Linked DNA regions of Mus musculus: regions 2 and 3 are each linked to region 1. A link is a loop called in an ENCODE intact Hi-C map of the cell type or tissue named here. Cell type or tissue: left cerebral cortex. All regions are shown on one strand. Each heading gives the region's core, and the rest is flanking DNA. Links, peaks and the distances in the headings are about the cores only.

The links. Hi-C counts contacts between places; a loop is a spot of excess contacts. Peaks named below come from ENCODE experiments on the same cell type or tissue, not always from the same donor. Only the 100,000 strongest peaks of a DNase experiment are listed, where the experiment ranks them.
Region 2: a loop joins it to region 1, with 5 times the contacts of the local background. A loop is called at or near these places in 3 of 42 quality-filtered maps.
Region 3: it touches region 1 in a loop (5-fold over the local background); 9 of 42 quality-filtered maps call a loop at or near these places.

The regions. Positions count from the first base shown.
Region 1 is chr1:60,841,964-60,849,780 of GRCm38, reverse strand. No RefSeq gene overlaps it. Among named protein-coding and RNA genes, the nearest start is that of Gm38137, 18 kb to the left of the region's middle. In left cerebral cortex, for the core only: no CTCF peak of the experiment used is centred there; DNase peaks (open chromatin) are centred at 2,660, 3,910 and 4,246; H3K27ac peaks cover 3,150 bases.
Region 2 is chr1:60,484,672-60,492,488 of GRCm38, reverse strand. It overlaps Raph1 (Ras association (RalGDS/AF-6) and pleckstrin homology domains 1), which reads left to right. Exons shown (of 14, transcript NM_001045513.3): 14 at 2,168-7,817. The coding sequence ends at 4,189. Among named protein-coding and RNA genes, the nearest start is that of Raph1, 78 kb to the left of the region's middle. In left cerebral cortex, for the core only: no CTCF peak of the experiment used is centred there; DNase peaks (open chromatin) are centred at 3,041 and 3,629; H3K27ac peaks cover 1,828 bases.
Region 3 is chr1:60,719,943-60,727,759 of GRCm38, reverse strand. No RefSeq gene overlaps it. Among named protein-coding and RNA genes, the nearest start is that of Cd28, 23 kb to the left of the region's middle. In left cerebral cortex, for the core only: no CTCF peak of the experiment used is centred there; DNase peaks (open chromatin) are centred at 4,022 and 4,635.

The DNA of each region.
Region 1 (7,817 bases), core at 1,896-6,895:
GTTTAGTTGGTTGGTTTTTATTTTATTTTGGGGTGAGTGGGCACAGTTGCAATGGGAGAGGGCAGAAACGAGGGAATGGGGAAATGAGTGGGACTGGGATGCATGATGTGAAACTCACAAAGGATCAATAAAAAGTTGGATGGAAAAAGATAAACGATGGTTGTTTGACACCATGAGAGTGAATCAAGTGATTTGAGCTCTTTAATTTGTCCCAGCCTTCTGTCCGAAATGTTTCTTCCAAGACACAGAGAGGAGGTCTCCTTGAGTTGAGGAGATGGAACAGGAATTATCAGACAAGAAGACAGAGTTCTCAGGCCAGACTATTAGAGAGGGCCCAGCTGCACAGACAACTGAAAGTATGAAGGAGTCTGGTTAAATCTCCAGCCAGTGTCTGAGTAGGATTCAGAGGGAGGACACCCACCTGAGGCTAATGTAGGGTTAGAGGAAGGAATGCTTCTTGCTCACATGGGTGGGAAGTGGCTCACGTCCCCATCTGCCAGAATGGAAAACCTCCTGTTCTCATAGCTCGATGAATACAGAATCTGTAGTGAGGGGAAAAAACTAGCCCCAAAGTAAATGCTGGTCTAAATTTAACTCACAAAGCTTTAATATGCAGTCTAGAAGCACCACACTGTTTCCAGAATTCTGCATACTAGAACCAACACTAAAATATTTATGAGAATACGAAAATAACCACCGGACAACAAGGAAAATTTTCCAACTGCTATCTAATCCAAGATTACTAAGTATTGTGGGGAGCCGTTGCAGAGTGGCAGTTACAGAGTGGCAGTTACAGAGTGGCAGTTGCAGAGTGGCAGTTGCAGAGTGGCAGTTGGCTATTGCTGGCCACCACACATATATAGGCAGTAAAGGTTCTTTTGCCAAGATGAGGTTTTGAGAATTGACCAAAGTTAACCAATCAGATGAGAGACAAGTTAACCAATCAGATGAGAGAGAACGCCTCTCCTAGGCCTATATAAGCAGCACCAGTTCTGGGCTTGGGTCTCTTTGCCTCTGCAATCAAGCTCTCCTAATAAACGTGTGCGGAAGGATCCTGTTGCAGCATCGTTCCTCCTGGCCAGTCGAGCGCGTGCAAGAAAGTATAAAGAAGTAGAAAAAAACATAACAACAAAACATTATCAAAGATGTTAGAATTGTAGACAAGAACAGTCATTCTTGTTATATTCCAAATGTTCAAGACCGTGAAAGGAACTGTAAACTTGTTAATGAACTATATTTAAAGTGACCCAACTAGAACTTCCTTTGATTAAGTGCCAGAAATTTATGATAAACAGTGGGTTATTGATAAATAAAATAGAATTAGTGAACTTGAAAGCACAGCAATATAACCGATCTCTAACGAAACCAGTATTGGGGGGCGGGGAAAGACAGACAGACAGACAGACAGAAAGACAGAGCACCTAAGACCTTCAAGTGGTTCAATACACACGTTATCGGAGAAACAAAACTCTTGAGGGGAAACAAGGGAGGGGGAGCAAAGAAATATTTCAAGAGACAGCTTAGATTATTTTCTTAATTTGATGAAAGTTATAAACCCACAGATCCCAAATACTCACTCAAGCCAAAGCATAGACAACGTAAGAAAGTTTTACTGAGGTCTGTAACCAAACTATCTACACCCAAGAACTGGTCGAAGCCCTCAGAGGAAGAGATCATGAAGGTGCTCTGCCCCCCTGAGACTGAGGAATGCCCCAGCTCTTCCAGCCCTTCACATGCCCCTGGCTACAGGGGTGCCGCTGGGGTCTGTAAGCCTAGAGAACATTTCCTCACCTCCCAAGCTGAACTCAAAATGTAATCAGAATTTCTAGTGTAATCTATGTATCTTTTTCTTTCTTTGTAAATCTCTATCCTTAATAAGGCAGGTTAACTGGGTAAACTGAAATATCAGATACCAATTTTAAAGAGCTCAGGAAATATATTGAGCTAAATAGATTTTTCTTTAAAAATATCAAAATGAATGTAACAAAATCCATTAAGTAACAAAATATAAAAGTAAGTGGTAAAAAGTATCTGCCCTCATCCCTCTGTGATCACCATGGATCCTCAGTCCTAGCCCTGGCTACAGAGTCCTGACATCTTCACAAGGATTCTTTCTTCTCTCCCCTCTGTTTTTCCTCTGGCAGTCCTAACACTCTGCCCCCATTCTCTCTGACTTTATTCAGTGCCAAAATAAGAAACCTCTAAAGCCATCTCTTCATTTCTTGTTTGGATTGTCATCCTCTTCAAACCCAGATTACTTCTCTAAAATGATTTCCTTTGAACTACAAAGGGTTATAGAATAATTGGAATCTTTTAATGAAATATTCCTAATGAAATGGGTAAACAAGAAAAAATGCTAACTTTACTTATTAGCAAGAAATCAGAGGGTTTGCATTTGCTTAGTTTGGGTTTGGGGACATGAGTGTGTGTGTGTGTGTGTGTGTGTGTCTGTGTGTGCGCACGCACGCACGTTTGTGTGTTAAGTGCAATAACATGGAGACTTTATGTTTTAATAAAGCTGTTTTGTTGCCATGGTTGCAAATTTGCATTAACATGTTCACAAGGAAACCAATGTGTGGTATGAATATTGCTCCCACTTTCACATCTGCCCACGTGCTCCAGACAGGGATTGGATAAACTGGCTTCCAGCCCTGATCTCCTCCACCACCCCCATAGAGTGAGCATTTTTCACAGAAAATCTAGAGTTCTCTAGGATATAAAGTTAGGATTGGCTCCTGTTCCAGACACAAGGTCAAACAAGATTTCTGACGGGCTTGCTTCATGAGGTTCAATCACCCTTCACCCCTTTGGCATGATGCATATGCATGAGATCACTAGGAGACTGTTTATTTAGTATCTAAGCTCTTTACAATGTATTTCAAGATAAATATAATCACTGAAGAAGTTACACAGCTTGAAAATTCTGGCACTAATCTTACAGCAGTTCTTACAAAACAAGTTTGCAAATGATCCTTTCTAGGGGTGGGTGGAAGATTCAAGACAGGGTTTCTCTGTGTAGCCCTGGCTGTCCTGGAGCTTTTGTAGACCACGCTGGCCTTGAACTCAATGCGATCCCCCTGCTTCTGCCTCCCTGATGCTGGGATGAAAGGCTTGTGCAGTGATCTCTTGATGCTTCTGTTTCAGGTAACATATTCTCTATTCTTTATTCCTCTTTCTTGCCTCTTTTTTTTCTTGTAAAGTTCATAACCATCATCCAAACTTGTCTCTCTGAAATTTGAGACCCAAATCTGATCATAGGCATATTTTCTAGTAAGCAGACAGGCAGCAGGCAAACAGAGCAGACTACTGAGCCTCCCGAGCCCCTGCTCAGAGACAATTCCTTAAAGCCGCAATCCTCAAGCCAGGATGGAACTATTAGCTATGATTACACTCAAGCCATGACCATCCCTAACTGGTCTCCGATCCTGTATATCCTTCCCACTTCTCATTGCTGCAAACCCGAGTGATCCTTTAAAAAGCAATTCTGTCCTCCATGAACTTGGGTTGGAAATCTTGCAGCGTGTCCTGTTGTCGACAAGATGGTGTCCAAACTCCTTTTAGAAAGCACCTGAGGTTCTTCAGGTTCTGAATCCCACCTCCTGCTCTGACCTGATATCTCAGTGTCCACCCCGCTCCTCACCTTTGGATCCCTCTCTCTGTGAACTACAATTTCAACTGAGTAGTTTCACGATGTCAGATGACCACAGAACTCTTAAGTCAGTGACCTATATGTTTAAAACTATTTGAATGCTTACTACTGTGTGGCTCTGGTTGAAGAAGAAACAATTCTTGAGTCCTTAGGTTTCCATTTCCTGAGATCTCAAAGTAGTCTCTAATCCATCCTTGCCCGCTGGCTCCCACAGTGGCTGTGAGCCACCCACCACCCACACTCTGCTCTCTGAACAAGATGCTTTTTATGATCTAGAGCAGCACATTCAGGTTGCCAGAGCCACAAGCAGGAGAGTGCAAGGTATGGTCCTGAGTCATAGTCTCCCGTTCCCCTTGGAGCATCTGAGCTGTTCTAGCTCAATATCTTAAAATAAAATAAAATAAAATAAAATAAAACTAAGAACACAATCATGCAGGTGATGAGGTCCACACTGAAATCCCCCTCCCCCCCCCCCCCCCCCCCCCCCCCGTATCTCATAGACCTCAAGTAAGTCATTTGCCATGGTTTTCACAGTCTCATCAAAAACTAGTGAGCTGCTGAGTTTTCTAAGGCGAGTATGTTTCTCCAGCTGGGACACGCCCACAAGACAATTGCTTGGGTGGTGTTTGGCAGTGAAGGCGCCTAAGCCCACACCACATCATACTTTAACAGCAGTCAAGTAAGAAAATTTAGAGAAGCAGAGAGAGCTAGGGTTAGTATTTTAATGGCTTCTAAAGTCAGTATTACATTTACTAAGGCTCAGAATTTATCAAAGAAGATGATCCCCAAAGCACGGGCTCAACTATGCCCTGAGCACACAGGTCAGGTTGCTGTCTGTTTTCAGATGTGTTACAAAGAAACAAAACATATGCCAAGGATTTCTAATGGTTAGAGTTTAGAATTTTAATGCAAAATTTAGGGTTTTATTCTTTTAAATAATGATGAGGGGTTCCAGGTAAACTATAAACTACACCTCACTCGTTCATTGGCATTTCCTTTCTGCTTTCTTGGGTTGGAGGACAATGTTGTGGATTTGATTTAATGCTTGCCTTATGGGTTCCCAAATTACATGAGAATCCCGAGTGTTAGCTGCTAAGGGTCCTTGCCCCAACTGATTCTAATTTGTAAATAAAGTTGCTGGGCAGGGAGATAGAGATGAGACTAGATTTTCTGGACAAGGAAACTAGGAAAAGGATTTGGAATCATCATGCCAGGGTTTGAGAGCCATGGAAGAAGGGTGCCAGCCATGTAAGAGCTTCGGAAGACAGAGTGGATCTGGGTAGCAAAGATTGAATAATTTTAGTAAGCAATAATTCAGGAGTATCAGAGTGTAGGCCTTGGCTACTAGATGAAATTTGAGAGTGGCTCTGCCATTATATTGTTTAAGGCATGTTAAAATAGAAGACTCTGTCTGTCTGTCTGTCTGTCTTTCATTCAATAATCCAGAACATTTTGGCAGGTGGTGGGTTGGTGAGGAATGTTGCAGGGAGATTTGAATAGGGTTAAGTGAATAATGTAACAGGACAAAGCTAAAATCTCTAAGATTCCAAAGAGAAGGCCCAACCGATACCTTTTTTGGCCACCTACATGCTACTTAAACTATTTCTTTAGGACTAAATGTCTCACCCCCCTCCCTGCACACCACTTCAATTTCAGCCATGATGGGCAGTTTTATGGTAACTCAAACCCCTCTTCAGTATCTCACCTGAAGCATCTGCCAAGTGGATTGCTTCATTATTTCTAAATAAAAGCTTTATTGGGTAAACTACACATTCACAGATCTTACTGTTTAAAAGTACTTAACGGAGTGCTTTTACTGTACTTTCAGTATTGAACACTGGTCATTACTGCTTATTCAGAGAGCTGCTGTTTGTTTGTTTGTTGGTTGGTTGGTTGGATGGTTAGTTGGTTGGTATCCTTTGTCAGTTTCCCTTCTTTCAGATACCCACCTTGGGCAACCACTGGTCTTTCTGTCTCTGTGGATTCAGCTATTCACATTTTGTAGAAACAAAATCATATAATATTTGGTCTTTTGTGACTGGATCTCTTTTATTAAGTGTGTTTCCAAGGTTCACCTATGTTGTAACATCTACCAGAGCTCTGTTGTTTTTTATGAATAAGCAATATGGTTTTGTACGGCTATGCCACAGTTTAGAAATCCATGTATCCATCCATAAACATTTGTTTCTATTATGGATGGTGCCGTTATGAGCTTCCCTTGTATGTGAGTTGTTTTTAATGCTGTAACCATGGGCTTTTCTACTGTGCTCCAGTTACCAAAATAACGACTCCAAGACCTAATTATATTTGAATAAATGCCTAGGCCATAAGCTTGGACTTGTTCCCTGACTAGCTCGTAACTTAATAAATCCATTTATCATATTCTATGAGTGCCACATGGCTGGTTTCCTCTTCTCGGTTTCAAGCATCTGTCTCCTCAGAGTTCAAGGCTAATCCCTTCCTATGCCTGATTGTATCCCAGAGTTCCTCTCTCCCTACCAGAACTCCCACCTCCCATTTCCTGCCTCAGCTCATTGACCAATCAGCTTTTTATTAACAAGTGATGCTTCTGGACAGTACACAAGAGATCATCTTGCTTTCAAGAACCTATTTGTTTTTGAATATGCTTTATGGCTTTATGTATTTGAAGTCAATATATATCAGTTTATTCTGCTTAGAGTTTTTTTGTGGTTTTTTTTTTGTTTGTTTTGTTTTGTTTTGTTTTTTTAAGCTTCTTGGATATGCAGGCTTACATTTCCCATCGACTTTGGAGAGTCTTTAGTCCCTCTTTTTTTCAAATAGTCTATCAGTTCTTTTTCTTTTCCCCTTTCTCAAACTCTTCTGGAATGCCTGATGCTATCAACACAATGAGAAGCAGATATGACAATGGGGGAGGGGTTGGGTGGAAAGGTGAAGAGGATTAGTGGAATGAGTGAGGGACAAGAAAAGGTTATTATAGGGGGTAAATATGACTAAATACACAATATACATGCATGAAATTTTCATAACGAAACCCATTACTACATATAATTGATATGTGCTAATAGAAATTCACTCAACAGCAACTTCTCAAATCCTGATTTCTATCTACTTGGTTCTTCTCTTACAATTTCTAATTGTATCAATTTTCTATTATTTGGACATTATTCTCATACTTTATTTTAAATTTCAGCCATAACTTCCTTTAGATCTTTGACTACCTATTTATGATAACCAGCTTGTAGCTATTGTGAAGTGTGGCATCTGGTTTTCCTAAGGCAGTTTCTATTGGTCTCCCCTACCCTGTGCCTCATATAGGTCCTACCTTTAGGCTTGGCAGCATGCTTTATGCTTTTTTTTTAGGATGAATATTTTAAATAATATCATGTGCCAACTCTGAATATCAGCTTCTGCTTCTGTCTCAGAGAAGTTGTGGGCCTTTGCTGCTGTTTTCCTTGCTGCTATATTTTTAAATTAACTAATTACTTAGCTTCACATCCTGACCACAGTTTCTCTTCCCTCCTCTCTTCCAAATCCTTCCCCCACACCTTCTCCATACCATCCACTCCTCCCCTACTGATATCAACACTCCTTGGCATATCACATTGCATTAGGACTATGCACACCTTCTCCTTTTGAGGCTAGAAGAGGCAGCCCAGTTAGAGGAAAGGGCCCCAAAGGCAGGTTAACAGAGTCAGAGACAGCCCCTGTTCCTGCTGTTAGGAGTTCCACTTGAAGACCAAGCTACACAACTGTTACACAAGTGTAGAGGGCCTAGGTCAGTCCCACGCATAGTCTCTGGTTGGTGGTTCAGATTCTGTAAGCTCCTATGGGCTCAGGTTAGTAGATTCTGTAGGTTTTCTTGTAATGTCTTTGACCCTTCTGGCCCCTACAATCCTTCTTCCCCTTCTTTCTCAGGATTCCCCGAGCTCAGCCTAGTGTTTGACTGTGGATCTCTGCATTTGTTTCCATCAGTTGCTGGGTGAAGTCTCTCTGATGATAGTTATACTAGGTTCCTGTCTGCAAGTATAGCAGAGTATCATTAGCAGTGTCAGGGGTGGGCTCCCTCTCATGTCATGGGTCTCAAGCTGGATCCAGCCATTGGTTGGCCATTTCCTCAAATTCCGTTCCAGCTTTACTCCTGTACATCGTGTAAGCAGGACAGATTGTGGGTTGAAGGTTCTGTGGC
Region 2 (7,817 bases), core at 1,540-6,539, 360 kb after region 1:
AGGCTTTGTCCAGGGTGTAGTCCCCACTCAGTGGGAGAGGCTGCGTTCCATCCTTGAGGAACCAGTGGTGCCCCTGGAGAGACTATTTTGCTTTTACAGTCATTTTGACTTTTTTTGTTCTTTTGATCTGAGTCACAAATACAAACACATTCATAAGTTTTTCCTTAATACAAATTAATTACATAATTTGCATATGTGGTTGATTAACTGGCATGAGGGTAGGAGGTGTGGAAATAGTCAATAATTGCTCTTAAGCCGGGTGTAATGGTGGATGTCTTTAGTCCCAGCACTCCTTGGGTAGAGGCAAGAGGATCTGTATGAGTTCAAGGCCAGCCTGGTCTACAGAGTGAGTTCCAGGACAGCCAGAGCTACACAGAGAAACCCTGTCTCAGCAAGCAAACAAACAAAAGTAATTTATTTTAATGATGTAAAAATTTTAAACATCTGTAAACTCCTTTATCAAAAATGTTTAAATAATTCTTTCTTACACCTTAAAATCTTCCCACAAGTACTGGGGATTCAATCTGGGACTTTGCAAATATTAGGCAAACACTGCCACAGAGCTGCGTCCCAGCCTTTTTTATACATAGTCCATCATGCTTAGTTTCCTGGCTGTCCTTCAGTATCTGTGTCACCAATCCCAGTTCCTTATGAACCAATTTAGACGGAACTAATACTCTAGGAATGTAAATGTTTGGAAAAAATAAAAAATCTTTGCTTTGGCGGGGATGTAGCCCAGTGGTAGAACACTTGTCCACCATGCACAAGATTACTGGTTAGACTTCCCACCACTGTCAGAAACAAACAAACAAACAAACAAAATGAAGACCCAAATGCTGTGTGATCAGGAAGCAGTCTGTCATTGTAGTTTCAGAAAGAGATTGAACCCTGCTATGCATAATGTCAGTGTGTTTGAGTCTTTATCCCTCTGTGTGTTTCTTCTGTTACCTCAGTCTCAGGTGCCACATGAGAAGGCCAACTCAGCTAAGGTCTGCATCCCTGAAGCAGCCAAGACAGGGTCAAGTTAAGGTCAGGGACTGTTCTCTGAAAACACATTAACCTGGGTGACTCCTATAACCAAATCTTACAAACTAATGCTTTTATTTTAATGTATAATTTTTAGAGAAACATGTGAACATCCTGATGGGCATTAGAATTCAGCTCTGTGAATGAACTGCAGTTCACTAACTTAAATATCCTCGAGGCTAATTAGGTATCTTATGTAATTGAAAACAGATGGGTTACCTCATTTCTTCAGTTGTTCAAAGAGCCTAAAAGATGTTTCAAAGTTATTAAATCACAAGCCCTTCCCTTCCTATTTCAGAAGGTCTTGAGCCACAAATCTATGCACGGTTGGTTCAGGCAGGTGTGGTCATCTCAGCAATGCTGAGCACTATCCAGATGGAGTGATGGACCACTTACTGCAAACCCTGGCCCCTGCTTCCTGGGCGCTTCCTTTAGCTTTGCACTTCTTATTCCTCTGACTTCTGGGTGATGTTTTATCTTTTGCTGTAATGTTTACAAAGCATTTATGTATTTTCCAGTAAAACAAACGTAAAGAATGCACCCCCTTACCTGCATTGCTGGACTTCTGTGCATGTGGATGCAAGTGTTTCACACGAACACGAGTGTGTGTGTCAAGTTCATTCCTTGCTGTATGACTGTGCACGCCTGCTGAGCATTCTTCTATTCTCACATGCCAGCTTACTAGAATCAAAAAGCCGTCCTCACTCCTCAGGAGGCCCTCCACCAGACCCTGAGCCTAGGATGGCATCTGCTTGGTGTGGATGCAGTAACAGATGGAAGGTGAACTCTTGAGCACAGGAGGGCATAGGGTAGGGTTTGCCAAAGTCCCATAGCCAAGAGCAGAAATCACACACCCTGTCACCACCCAAATGGCTTTGCAACAGGAACTCATTCCTAGATGGTTAGACAGTGTAGCTATTAAGAGAATATTGCAGGGTGAAACAAATTTTCTATGTCCTCGTTACCCAGGAATCAGATTTTAACCCTTCCTGACATTGTCTGTCTTTATAATCACCAACTACTGCATCCTCTTTATGCATGTCCTGAATTCCTTGCTGTTTAGTTTCATGGAGCCAAAGCTTACCTCTGTAACTGTTGTGTTGTTTCTCTCCCTCCCACTCCCTTTTTATGCTCCTTTTAGGCCAGAATGGAGTCTATGAATCGGTCCTACACTTCACTTATGCCCCCTCTGTCCCCTCAAACTAAGATCATCACCCCCTATACTGCCTCACAACCTTCACCGCCTCTTCCTCCTCCTCCGCCACCACCTCCTCCTCCTCCACCTCCGCCACCACCACCTCCTCCTCCTCTTCCCAGCCAGTCTGCACCATCTTCAGGCTCAGCAGCTACCATGTTTGTCAAGTACAGCACAATCACCAGGCTGCAAAATGCAGCTCAGCATTCAGGGACCCTGTTTAAGTCTCCAACACCACCAGCGATGCAGCCTCTTCCTTTGGCTTCACAGTCCAAGGCTCAAATTGTGGTGCCCCCCAATGGAGTTATTCCTCCACCCCCTCCTCCGCCACCACCCCCAACCCCTGGCTCAGCCATGGCCCAGTTAAAGCCAGTGCCATGTGCCCCATCCCTACCACAGTTCAGCCCCCAACCTCCTCCACTGAAGATTCACCAGGTTCAGCACCTTCCTCAGACAGCCCCTCCTACACCCCCACCAGCTCCTCCCATCACTGCAACTGTCCCTCCTCAAGCACCCCCTAAACCTCTGGTGACCATCCCTCCTTCAGCCAGCACAAAGACTGTGTCACCAGTAGTAGCACAAGCTGTACCACCAACCCCTGCACCTCCTGTGCCCCCTGCAAAGAAACAGCCAGTTTTCCCTGTTTCTCACATTCCACCCACTCCCCCTGTGCAGCCTACCCCACATCCCCCCCCTACACTACCCAAACAGCAGAGCTTTGGGGTAAAGCCACCCCCCTCTCCACTGTCCCCTGTGCCCTCCGTTGTGAAGCAGATAGCCAGTCAGTTTCCACCCCCTCCCACTCCTCCTCCTGTGGACTCTCAGCCCCTAAAGTCCCTGCCAGCAAGTGGCACCCCACAGTCCCCTCCTGCAGTAAAAGCAAAACCCAAATGGCAGCCCAGCTCAATCCCTGTCCCTTCTCCAGATTTCCCTCCTCCCCCTCCTGAAAGCAGCCTGGTGTTTCCTCCACCACCTCCTCCAGCCCCAGCCCCAGCCCCACCACCACCACCACCACCACCTCCACCACCGCCACCAGTGCCACCCACGGCTTCACCTACCCCTGACAAAGGTGGATCTCCAGGCAAAAAGACAAGTAAGATGTCCAGCCCTGGGGGAAAGAAACCACCCCCAACCCCGCAGCGCAACTCCAGCATTAAGTCCGGCAGTTGTGCAGAGCACCCTGAGCCCAAGCGACCCTCGGTAGACAGTCTAGTCAGCAAGTTTGCACCGCCAGCAGAATCAGGGTCTCCCAGCAAAGAGACCCCACCACCTCCTGCAGCACCCCCCAAACCTGGGAAACTACACCTTTCTGGAGTCAATCTCCCTGGAATCCACCAGCAAGGGATTGTGTCGGCAAAAGCCTCTGTTCTGAGTGGGCGTGGAAAGGACGTTGTAGTGGAATTTCCATCGCCACCATCTGATTCTGACTTTCCACCCCCTCCACCTGAAATAGAGCTTCCTCTGCCCCCTATTGAGATTCCAGCTGTATTCTCGGGGAACACCTCCCCCAAAGTGGCAGTTGTTAATCCTCAGCCACAGCTATGGTCTAAAACATCAGTGAAGAAGGCCCCCCCACCTACCCGGCCCAAACGCAATGACAGCACCCGCCTCACTCAAGCTGACATATCTGAACAGCCAGCAATGACCACAGTTGTGCCACAAGTGCCCACCTCTCCTAAATCCAGCCTTAGCGTCCAACCTGGATTCCTAGCTGATCTTAACAGGACATTGCAGCGCAAGTCTATCACGCGGCATGGCTCCCTGTCCTCCTCACGTATGTCCAGAGCAGAACCCACCGCCACAATGGACGACATGGCACTACCCCCACCACCACCAGAACTGCTGTCTGACCAGCAGAAGGCTGGCTTTGGAGGTAGTCATATTTCGGGCTATGCAACATTGCGAAGAGGACCCCCTCCCGCTCCTCCTAAGAGAGACCAGAATACTAAGCTCTCAAGAGACTGGTAGCCACAGACTTATTTTCATGCTATCTATAATCAATTCTACAATCAGTTCATCTGATCATCTGTGAATCCAGGTGTTCAGAGCCTCCTGATATGTTATTCAGGTAGTGTCCAGCTGTGTGTTTGTGTGTATATGTGCTGCTTGTGTGTACATGGATGTATGCACAGCTATACAGATTGTGTGTATATACATATGTATACATGTGTGGATGTGTATATATACAGAGAACTGATTCTATTTATTCCTTTTGTCTCCTAATCCAAATATGGAGTTTTGTATATTTTGAGTGGAAGGAGACATAGGAGGGGATATACTGTCACTTATAATTTGTCTATCGTATGGATTGGACCAAACACTAGAAGGTATTCCCTGTGTCTGTCCATGTGCCACCTCTCTGTGCATGTTATAGAAGAAATAGATGGGCAGTTTCTCAGCTAGAGAGTACCATCAGAATGTTTGGTGTATCTGGTAGGGCTTTTTTTAATTTCTCCCAGTTTTTCCCAGTTGGCTGAATTGAGAACTGCTTGACTGACATAAGTACTACATGTAAAGGGACACTGTACATCAGGAAAACCTTCACTATACGGAACGGGTAAACAGTGCAGGAAAGGGAAATCCAGAAGACACTGTGGCTATACATAGGAAACTAACTCATGGCTGCTCTAGTTGCACTAGTCCTGCCATGACCCCAGCCACATTTGAGATGTCTTCACAGGTAAGCTTCTTGTCTACAACACAAGGAATATTTAATGCTATGAACCTGGCTACTTTCAGTACTGTCTTGCGAAGCTTCATCAACTTGGCCTCATGATTCTCGCTTTATTGTGAATGTCCAGTACACATTGTAATGTACTGTCCAGTTATGTCTTTAAGTGACAGTTACCTTCATATATAGTGTGTGCATTTGTAGACATTTGAATCCATGAATAGTCTGAATATGAAATATATACCCTGTGCCCAATTTGGTTCATCATTATAAAGACAGTCACCTGCTGCAATGCCTTCTTTAAAAATTGTTTGGTAGGATAGAAAAGAACTGAACTGGCCCTGTACAGGTATCACTCACTCATGAAGTTACAATGCAAAGAATCTATTTGGGAATGGGATTATCATGAACAAAGTGAGTTTTCATAATTTCATCGATAGCTAGTGGAGCTGCTAAGATCTTTGCTATTTACAGCACAAGTGTAGAGATTTTGTAGGTAACCAGGTGTCTGATGGAGTAGTGTCACAGTCCAGTGACAGTGACACTGGCTATGCATAGGCAGCTGGGCAAACCTTGGAAGCATTGCTCCGATGACGCTACTAGACTTCACATTCTTCTGTGTGCTTTTGGTACTTTTATCAACTTACAATGACAGGTTGAAGGGAATAAAATACAACCTTAGAGCTATTTTTTAAGAGAATAAAAACTGTCCATCCCATCAATTACAAATGAACATATCTTGTAAAGGAGGTCTGTGCCTGTTGAAAAGATAACCAGTGCCAAACACAAAACTCCTTAGTTCCTGTCCCTCAAGGAGATAGAAACTGCAGTGAATCTAGGTCAAGACTCATTGGAGAATTTAGTATTGGTACTACTACATCAGAGAGATGTGTGATTGGCACCTCCTGTCACATTTGCAGCCACTATTCGGTGCAGTCACAGGGAGGAAAAAGACCATAGAAGTCATTGTGCTGCTTAAAACCCAACTTAAGGATATTTTTTGAATCTTTCAAATTGTTCACCAAGTATTTGTGCTTGCTATTCCTATGATGAAGTGACCTTTAACATAGTGCATTGTTAGTTTCAATACATTCGACAAATGTAGTCACCCTGAGTACAGATGCCAAGCCCACCAAGACTGAGAGAACTACTTCCCTGTGCTCATCAACCTGTGGCTCTGTTCAAGAGTGGATCCAGTTATCCCCAGTGTTGAATTTTTGTTTTCTTTTTAAATTAAACCAGATAAGACAATTTAAGATTTCCTTGAGTGGAAAAATACAGACTTCCAATCTAGATTAAGCCCTAAATCAACAGCCTTCATGTTTTTTTTTCATTGTGGATTTCATGGGAATCCTTAAGGCATCCTGAGCCATGACTTACTTCTGTTTTATTGTCTTGGGAGAGCAGATACCTTTGAAAACTAGTAATGCCAAAAAAATGAGAGAGCAGTAACTATCCTTTTCTAACTCCAGTCATGTGACCGCATGCAATTTCTTTATATTTCTCAAAGATAACACCTGTTAATTTAAAAAAAAAAAAAGTGATACATCCCTATCTTTTTCTTTTAAGTAACATTCCGATTTTTGTTTTTAACTGCCTAGTGTGTTTGAAGGTTTTGTTGAGGTGTAGTTTTGTTTCTTCTCTTGTCTCGGATGTGTTCACAGACAAGACCCACAGCCCTCTGCTTGGCAGCTCCAGCTTACATGGCTTTCAGGCCTGTGAAAGGCACGTGCAGCTTTCTCAGATGCTGACTAGTGAATAGGGTGAGGATGTTCTGACCCTGAGGGCAGGACACTGGTGCTTTTCAGAATTGGTGACTCACTTTCTGACAACCTTCATTTTTACTGTATAAGCAATTTCAAGAGTCTCTAGTGCTTAAGGTTTGGCACCAACTCTGAAGGGCAGCAGAACAACCAAACTCCAGCTCACAGGTAGTACAAACACTACTCTATGTTAACCTCACCATCTTGGCTTTTACTCCCAAGAGATTTAAATACTTTGCCTTTTTAGTCACTATAATTCTCATTTGAAGGGGAGAAAATTCGTTTTTTTAGATGCCCACTTACAGATAACTAGATTTTTTTCAATATCTAAACTTTTTAACATGAGAAAGATGGCTGTATCTTAGAGATTACCAAAAAGACTTGTTTTCATCAGGTAATTAAAAGTAATAGAGATGACAATGTGGTTTTTTTTAAGTCCTCCAAAACTAAGGTGCTCCTACCCACAGATGGCATATCTTGCAAAGGGCTAAGAACTGTTTTGGGTTCCTTCTCTCTGTGTTACTTTGATGTTATAAATAGTGCTGAATTTGTCTAAACAGAATTGAGAGGTCATAGAAATCCTTAACAGGGTAACAATTCCAAGGTTTCCGAACCTGGGTGTTAGTGTGGACTCGTTCATCAGACTTTGAACAGAACATTTTGCCACCTTTGCTACTCAAAACCAATTTTATGTTGCCAACACAGGGCAGTGTTGAAGCAAGTAAAAAAAAAAAAAAAAAAAAAAACCATAATTTCGCGTATCTTCAGAAATCAGAAATAGCATTATAACTGATGTAATCCCAGACTTTACTGCAATTTACTAATTAAAACAATGGTCCTGTGTGGGTAGGTGACAATTTTTGATAAAACAGGTATTACTATTTTTGTTATACATGAAAATGGCTTTCTTTTTTTAAAAAATCCCTTTCAAATTAAAAATACCTTTTGGAGTATTAGTTACTTTACATTATCTGTAATATGTAACCTCTCTCCAAGTTTACCCAAAGGGAATGCAAAATCTGAATATCCCACCATCTTTTAAGATGGTCCTTTAGTCCAATGAAAACATGCTACATCTTTAAAACTCCAGCCATAAAAATTACAAGTGCTCAGTGCCCTTAGGAGGTCTGTATGTAAAAGAAACCCAAAATCTAGGTGAATT
Region 3 (7,817 bases), core at 1,540-6,539, 120 kb after region 1:
CACCCACTTTGGGCAAAGTCCATATCTTTTAATTGTACCTTATACCGCTGCACAGGTTCAAACCTTGGCAGCCACATCTAATGATTGGGCAGTTTTAGTTACCTCCTTTTCAGGAAAAATAGATAACCATTATCCAAAACATCCAATCTTACAGTTTGCCCAAAATCAATCTGTTGTGTTTCCACAAATAACAGTAAGAAACCCACTTAAAAATGGGATTGTGGTATATACTGATGGATCAAAAACTGGCATAGGTGCCTATGTGGCTAATGGTAAAGTGGTATCCAAACAATATAATGAAAATTCACCTCAAGTGGTAGAATGTTTAGTGGTCTTAGAAGTTTTAAAAACCTTTTTAGAACCCCTTAATATTGTGTCAGATTCCTGTTATGTGGTTAATGCAGTAAATCTTTTAGAAGTGGCTGGAGTGATTAAGCCTTCCAGTAGAGTTGCCAATATTTTTCAGCAAATACAATTAGTTTTGTTATCTAGAAGATTTCCTGTTTATATTACTCATGTTAGAGCCCATTCAGGCCTACCTGGCCCCATGGCTCTGGGAAATGATTTGGCAGATAAGGCCACTAAAGTGGTGGCTGCTGCCCTATCATCCCCGGTAGAGGCTGCAAGAAATTTTCATAACAATTTTCATGTGACGGCTGAAACATTACGCAGTCGTTTCTCCCTGACAAGAAAAGAAGCCCGTGACATTGTTACTCAATGTCAAAGCTGCTGTGAGTTCTTGCCAGTTCCTCATGTGGGAATTAACCCACGCGGTATTCGACCTCTACAGGTCTGGCAAATGGATGTTACACATGTTTCTTCCTTTGGAAAACTTCAATATCTCCATGTGTCCATTGACACATGTTCTGGCATCATGTTTGCCTCTCCTTTAACCGGAGAAAAAGCCTCACATGTGATTCAACATTGTCTTGAGGCATGGAGTGCTTGGGGGAAACCCAAACTCCTTAAGACTGATAATGGACCAGCTTATACGTCTCAAAAATTTCAGCAGTTCTGCCGTCAGATGGACGTAACCCACCTGACTGGACTTCCATACAACCCTCAAGGACAGGGTATTGTTGAGCGTGCGCATCGCACCCTCAAAGCCTATCTTATAAAACAGAAGAGGGGAACTTTTGAGGAGACTGTACCCCGAGCACCAAGAGTGTCTGTGTCTATGGCACTCTTTACACTCAATTTTTTAAATATTGATGCTCATGGCCATACTGCGGCTGAACGTCATTGTACAGAGCCAGATAGGCCCAATGAGATGGTTAAATGGAAAAATGTCCTTGATAATAAATGGTATGGCCCGGATCCTATTTTGATAAGATCCAGGGGAGCTATCTGTGTTTTCCCACAGAATGAAGACAACCCATTTTGGATACCAGAAAGACTCACCCGAAAAATCCAGACTGACCAAGGGAATACTGATGTCCCTCGTCTTGGTGATGTCCAGGGCGTCAATAATAAAGAGAGAGCAGCGTTGGGGGATAATGTCGATATTTCCACTCCCAATGACGGTGATGTATAATGCTCAAGTATTCTCCTGCTTTTTTACCACTAACTAGGAACTGGGTTTAGCCTTGATTCAGACAGCCTTGGCTCTGTCTGGACAGGTCCAGACGACTGACACCATTAACACTTTGTCAGCCTCAGTGACTACAGTCATAGATGAACAGGCCTCAGCTAATGTCAAGATACAGAGAGGTCTCATGCTGGTTAATCAACGCATAGATCTTGTCCAGATACAACTAGATGTATTATGACAAATAACTCAGCTGGGATGTGAACAAAAGTTTCCGGGATTGTGTGTTACTTCCATTCAGTATGTTAAATTTACTAGGGCAGCTAATTTGTCAAAAAGTCTTTTTCAGTATATGTTACAGAATTGGATGGCTGAATTTGAACAGATCCTTCGGGAATTGAGACTTCAGGTCAACTCCACGCGCTTGGACCTGTCGCTGACCAAAGGATTACCCAATTGGATCTCCTCAGCATTTTCCTTCTTTAAAAAATGGGTGGGATTAATATTATTTGGAGATACACTTTGCTGTGGATTAGTGTTGCTTCTTTGATTGGTCTGTAAGCTTAAGGCCTAAACTAGGAGAGACAAGGTGGTTATTGCCCAGGCGCTTGCAGGACTAGAACATGGAGCTTCCCCTGATATATGGTTATCTATGCTTAGGCAATAGGTCGCTGGCCACTCAGCTCTTACATCTCACGAGGCTAGACTCATTGCACGGGATAGAGTGAGTGTGCTTCAGCAGCCCGAGAGAGTTGCACGGCTAAGCACTGCAATGGAAAGGCTCTGCGGCATATATGAGCCTATTCTAGGGAGACATGTCATCTTTCAAGAAGGTTGAGTGTCCAAGTGTCCTTCTCTCCAGGCAAAACGACACGGGAGCAGGTCAGGGTTGCTCTGGGTAAAAGCCTGTGAGCCTAAGAGCTAATCCTGTACATGGCTCCTTTACCTACACACTGGGGATTTGACCTCTATCTCCACTCTCATTAATATGGGTGGCCTATTTGCTCTTATTAAAAGGAAAGGGGGAGATGTTGGGAGCCGCGCCCACATTCGCCGTTACAAGATGGCGCTGACAGCTGTGTTCTAAGTGGTAAACAAATAATCTGCGCATGTGCCGAGGGTGGTTCTCCACTCCATGTGCTCTGCCTTCCCCGTGACGTCAACTCGGCCGATGGGCTGCAGCCAATCAGGGAGTGACACGTCCTAGGCGAAATATAACTCTCCTAAAAAAGGGACGGGGTTTCGTTTTCTCTCTCTCTTGCTTCTTGCACTCTTGCTCCTGAAGATGTAAGCAATAAAGTTTTGCCGCAGAAGATTCTGGTCTGTTGCGTCTTTCCTGGCCGGTCGTGAGAACGCGTCTAATAACAGAAATGTACAATTTGTACCCAATATTATGGACACAGTCTCTCAGATCTGCCTAATCTCTAAATCTACCACTCTTTCTAATTCTTAGAAATCTAGTCTCTGAATTGGTCTACAAACTGGACAGTATGTATGGTGTATCTGCACAGAAAAGGGGTTCACAGAACCTCTTGACTCTTGCCTTTTTGCCACCCAAGTGGAAGTAATGTAGCATATGAGAGTGGATATGAAAATGAGATTTGTTGAAATGTGAACTCCTATTACATCCCAGTAACTAAGCCTGACTGTTCTTGGCCTTTCTTGTGTCCAGAACCCCTTTACCCATCTAAAAGCCTCATCTCAGTATTTTTGAAATGTATAAAATAAATACATATGATTGCAAAATCAAAAACTCATCTACACTACACTACTAGAACACAGTTGTCATCAATCAAGCATGGTGGCACATCTTTAGTGCCAGCACTCGGGACAGAGACAGAGACAGAGATAGGCAGATCTATGAGTTCACGGTCATCCTCAACTACAGAGTGAGTTCCAGGACAGCCAAGCTGAACAAAGAAACCCTGTCTTGGAAAAAAAAACCCAAATAAACAAACAAAACAAAAAGAAAACAGTTTTCAAATATTTGAGGGAGGGGTCAATATGGTGGTGTTAGTTTGGGGGGGTGTCTATGTGTGTATGTTTTGAGGGGGATCAGACTTCAAGCCTTATTCATAAGAACGTACATTGAGCTACATTCTACAGAGCCTTTTTTAGTTTTCTGATACAGGGTTTCACTGCATAGCCCAGTGAAATTCCCAGCTTGGAATCCACTCCAGTCCTGCCTTGGCCTCCCATTAAAGCTGTATACTTCAACACTTGGCTTTAATTTTTTTCAAAGGAATATTTGCATCAAATAATGTGGTAAGAAAATAATTTGTGATTTCTACTGATGACAAAGTCACAAGTTAAAGTAAAATTACTGTGGTTCATTGCCTAAATATATCATTGCGGTGTTAAATTTCAGTTAGAGAGGATCGTGAAAAAGATGTCATTTTCCTCACTGAGTTTATATAGATGTCTCCCTAAAAAGCACTGGATAAGGCAGAACATCTGACAGTCATTAGCACCTCATATACCTACACATGAATCATAAACACAAACTCGCACATACACACTCAGCACTGTATCATCCCAGACCTGGGATCTGAACACATCTTAATGACATGCATGAGAGAGGACACTTCCCAAATGGCTGTTATTCTAAAAGATGGTGAAACAGACAGTGTAAATAACATCATACACTTCAGCCTCAGTATGCTGCAGAGCTTCCAGTTCCAAATACTGGCTGACTGTGGATGATGGCTTCCACCATGGCTCTGATGCTTGGGCCAGGATCAGAAGCTCCACCAGTCCACTTGTCTAGTTTTTTTTTCTCCCTTGCATTTTAGATGTAGTACAACTTTCCATTCTGACCATTATTACTCAGTTAGGATGAGACTTTAAATCCATGATGGGAGGACCTCACCCACGCCCCGAATCCTTTTTTTTTATAGTCTGTTTGTTTTTTTATCTTGATGTGTATGTGTGTATATACCATGTGTGGGGAGCATATGTGGAGGCCAGAAGAGAGTCTTGGATCTTCTTTAGTGATGTAGCCACTGTTAACCATGCTCCAGTAAATACACCCACCCCATGCTCATGAAAGCAATTCTAATTAGACTCACTGAGTCACATCCTATATCCTCCAAAAACCAAGAAAATGCATGAAAATAAGGGACAAGTTTGGGAAGAGGAGGGGGATTCAGCAGAAACAGGCAGGATGTATGAGGGTGTAGTGGATGCTTGTGAGTGTCCTGGTTTGCCTTCAATTGCTACAGTAGACACCATGACCATGGCTCTTGTGGATCCTGTGAGCCATGCCATGTGCGTACTGGAAACAAAACTCAGGTCTTCTATAAGAATGACAATCACTCTTAATAACCACTGGACCATCTCCCCAGCCCAAACAATTCTTGTTCTAGATATAGAAATGAAGCCCCAACTTCTTGAATACATTCAACACATACCTTTGCATATTATATCCTGTGAATAGATCTGAACATTTTTGGAGGGCTTTTGCCAGTTAGAGCACATACTCCCACACCGTAGGAGACTCCTAACATTGCGTTTCCTTTTGCTTTCTCCCCTAAAACAAGAATTCTTTTCAGCCATCAGGTCATTAAGATTACTTCCTTCCACTCTGTGATATATGCTCTTCTCCTTCACTCTCCCCAAAGTGTATATCTTCTCCTGACAGAGTTTTTCGGTGGTGGTGGTGGTGGTTTGGTTTGGTTGTTTGGTGTTTTTTGTTTTTGTTTTTGTTTTTTGGAGAGGGTGGTTGGTTTTTTTTTTTTTTTTAGCTTTTTCTTCTTTTAGTCTTCTTTCATTTTTTAAAAATGTTTTATTCTTTGACAATTTCATTCATGTTTACTATATTTTTGGTCTTTTTTACTCTGCCAGCTAGTTTGTTGTTTTTTGTTTGGTTGATTTTGGTTTTGTTTTGTTTTGTTTTTGTTTGTGTTTGTTTGTTTTTTTATCAGCTTGACACTAGCTAGAGTCTTCTAGGAAAAGGGAATCTCACTTAAGAAAATGCTTCTATTCAGATTGCCTATAGCCAAGTCAATGGGGCAGTTTCTTGATTAATAATTGATGTGGGAAGGCCCAGCCCACGGTGCCACCCCCAAGCAGATAAACCTAAATTCTATAATACAACAGACTGAGAAAGCCATGAGGGCTCCCAGTGACAAACCTCCTCCAACTAAGTCTTTTCCAACAAGGCCACACCTCCTAATATTACCACTCCCTATGGGACTATGGGGGCCACTTTTATTCAAACTACCACAGTGTTTATTACAGCAATTGAAAGCAAACCAGGACAATCATGTTCACCCATTATAGCCTCTCATACCTCCTGCCCTTTTCTGCTGAATCTCTTCTTCACAACAAGTCTATCTAAGTTGTTTGTTTGTTCGATTTGTTTTGTTATTTACATTCCAAATGTTGCCACCCTCCAGGTCCCCCTCCCAGAGTTCCCCATCCCACTCTCCCTCCCCTTTGCCTCTTAGAGGGTGTTCCCCCTCCCCATCCCCATCCTGGGCATCCCCCTTCCCTGGGGAATCAAGTCTCTACAGGATTAGGTGCATTCTCTCCCGCTGAGGCCAGACAAGGCAGTCCTCTGCTACATATGTGCCAGGAGCCTTGGACCAGCAAATGTATGCTCTTTGGTTGGTGGCTTGGTCTCTGAGAGCTCCCTGGGGTCCAGGTTAGTTGACACTGTTGGTCTTCCTATGGGGTTGCCATCCCCTTCAGCTCCTTCAATCCTTCCCCTAACTCTTCCATAGGGGTCCCCGACCTCAGTCCAATGGTTGATTCTGAGTATCTGCATCTGTCTCAGTCAGCTTTTGGTAGATCCTCTCAGACAACAGCCATGCTCTCTAACAGTTGCTCCTATCAGCAAGCACAACATAACATAAGTAATTGTGTCAGGGTTTGGTGCCTGCCCATAGGATGGATCCCAAGTTGGGCCTATCACTGGATAGCCTTTCCTTCACTCTGCTCCATTTTTGTCTCTGTGTTTCTTGCAGGTATGGAAGAAGACAGGAGGAGAGAAGCCCAGTGGGCCAGGAGAATGAACAGAAATAAGCAGCTTCTGGGGGTGAGGTGTGGGGAACCTCTAAAGTTCCAGAAACCTGGGATGTGAGAGGCTCCCAGGACTCAATGGGGGTGACCTTAGACAAAATTGCCCTGAAGAGACCACCTCCAGTAGACAGACAGGGTCCCCAGTGGAAGGATGGGATCACCAGCTCACCTTCAACATTGTTGACCCAGCACTTTTCCTGTTTACTAGTCTGCCTCTTATTTTTACATATTTATTTGGTTTTGGAGGGTGTGGGGTGTGATTCGTTGAGTCTAAGTAGGATGGCTTTCATGAGCACGGGGAGAATGTATGTACTGGAGCATGACTGACTTAACAGTGGCTAGACCACTGAAGAATATGAGTTTCGCTCTCCTACCAGTCATTGCCTGCCAATCATTCTTCAGGAAGGGGGAGAGGCTTGTGATATGATGTGATAAGCCCTCATCTTGTTTAGGTCTTGTGAAAGTAACTGCAGCTGCTTAATTCATGGGTATCGTGACCATGTCCTATCCACAGGCAGCACTTCATTATTTTCTAGCCCTTGCCTACCACTTCTGCAGTATTCCCTCATCTTTGGAGAAAGTAGCCTAAATGTCCCATTTAGATTAGAGACAAGCACTCAAAGGTCACTTACTCTCTGTAATTCAACCAGTTCTGAGTCTCTGCATTAACCACTGCTCACTGAAAGGAGAAGCTCCTCTGACCAAAGCTGAGGGCAGTGCCAATCTGTAGATATAAAGAAGATATTTGGAGAGACTGGAGATGGCTCAGAGGTTAAGAACACTGTCTGCTTAAACAGAGATCCTGAGTTCAATTCCCAGCAACCTCATGGTGGCTCACAACCATCTGTAATGAGATCTGGTGCCCTCTACTGGCCTTCATAGTTACATGCGGGTGAAGCATTGTATATATAGTAAATAAATTGAAGGAGGAGGAGGAGGAGGAGGAGGAGGAGGAGGAAGGGAAGGCAAGGGAAGGCAAGGGAAGGCAAGGGAAGGCAAGGGAAGGCAAGGGAAGGCAAGGGAAGGCAAGGGAAGGCAAGGGAAGGCAAGGGAAGGGAAGGGAAGGGAAGGGAAGGGAAGGGAAGGGAAGGGAAGGGAAGGGAAGGGAAGGGAAGGGAAGGGAAGGGAAGGGAAGAAAAAAGAGGAAGAAGAGAGGAGGAAATTTAGAGGCAGTTTGACACAATTATCCACTTGGGCTTTTAACCATGTTTACAGAACCAGGCATTAATTCTCTCCTATAAAACAACCCTCAAATCTAAGCAAGAAA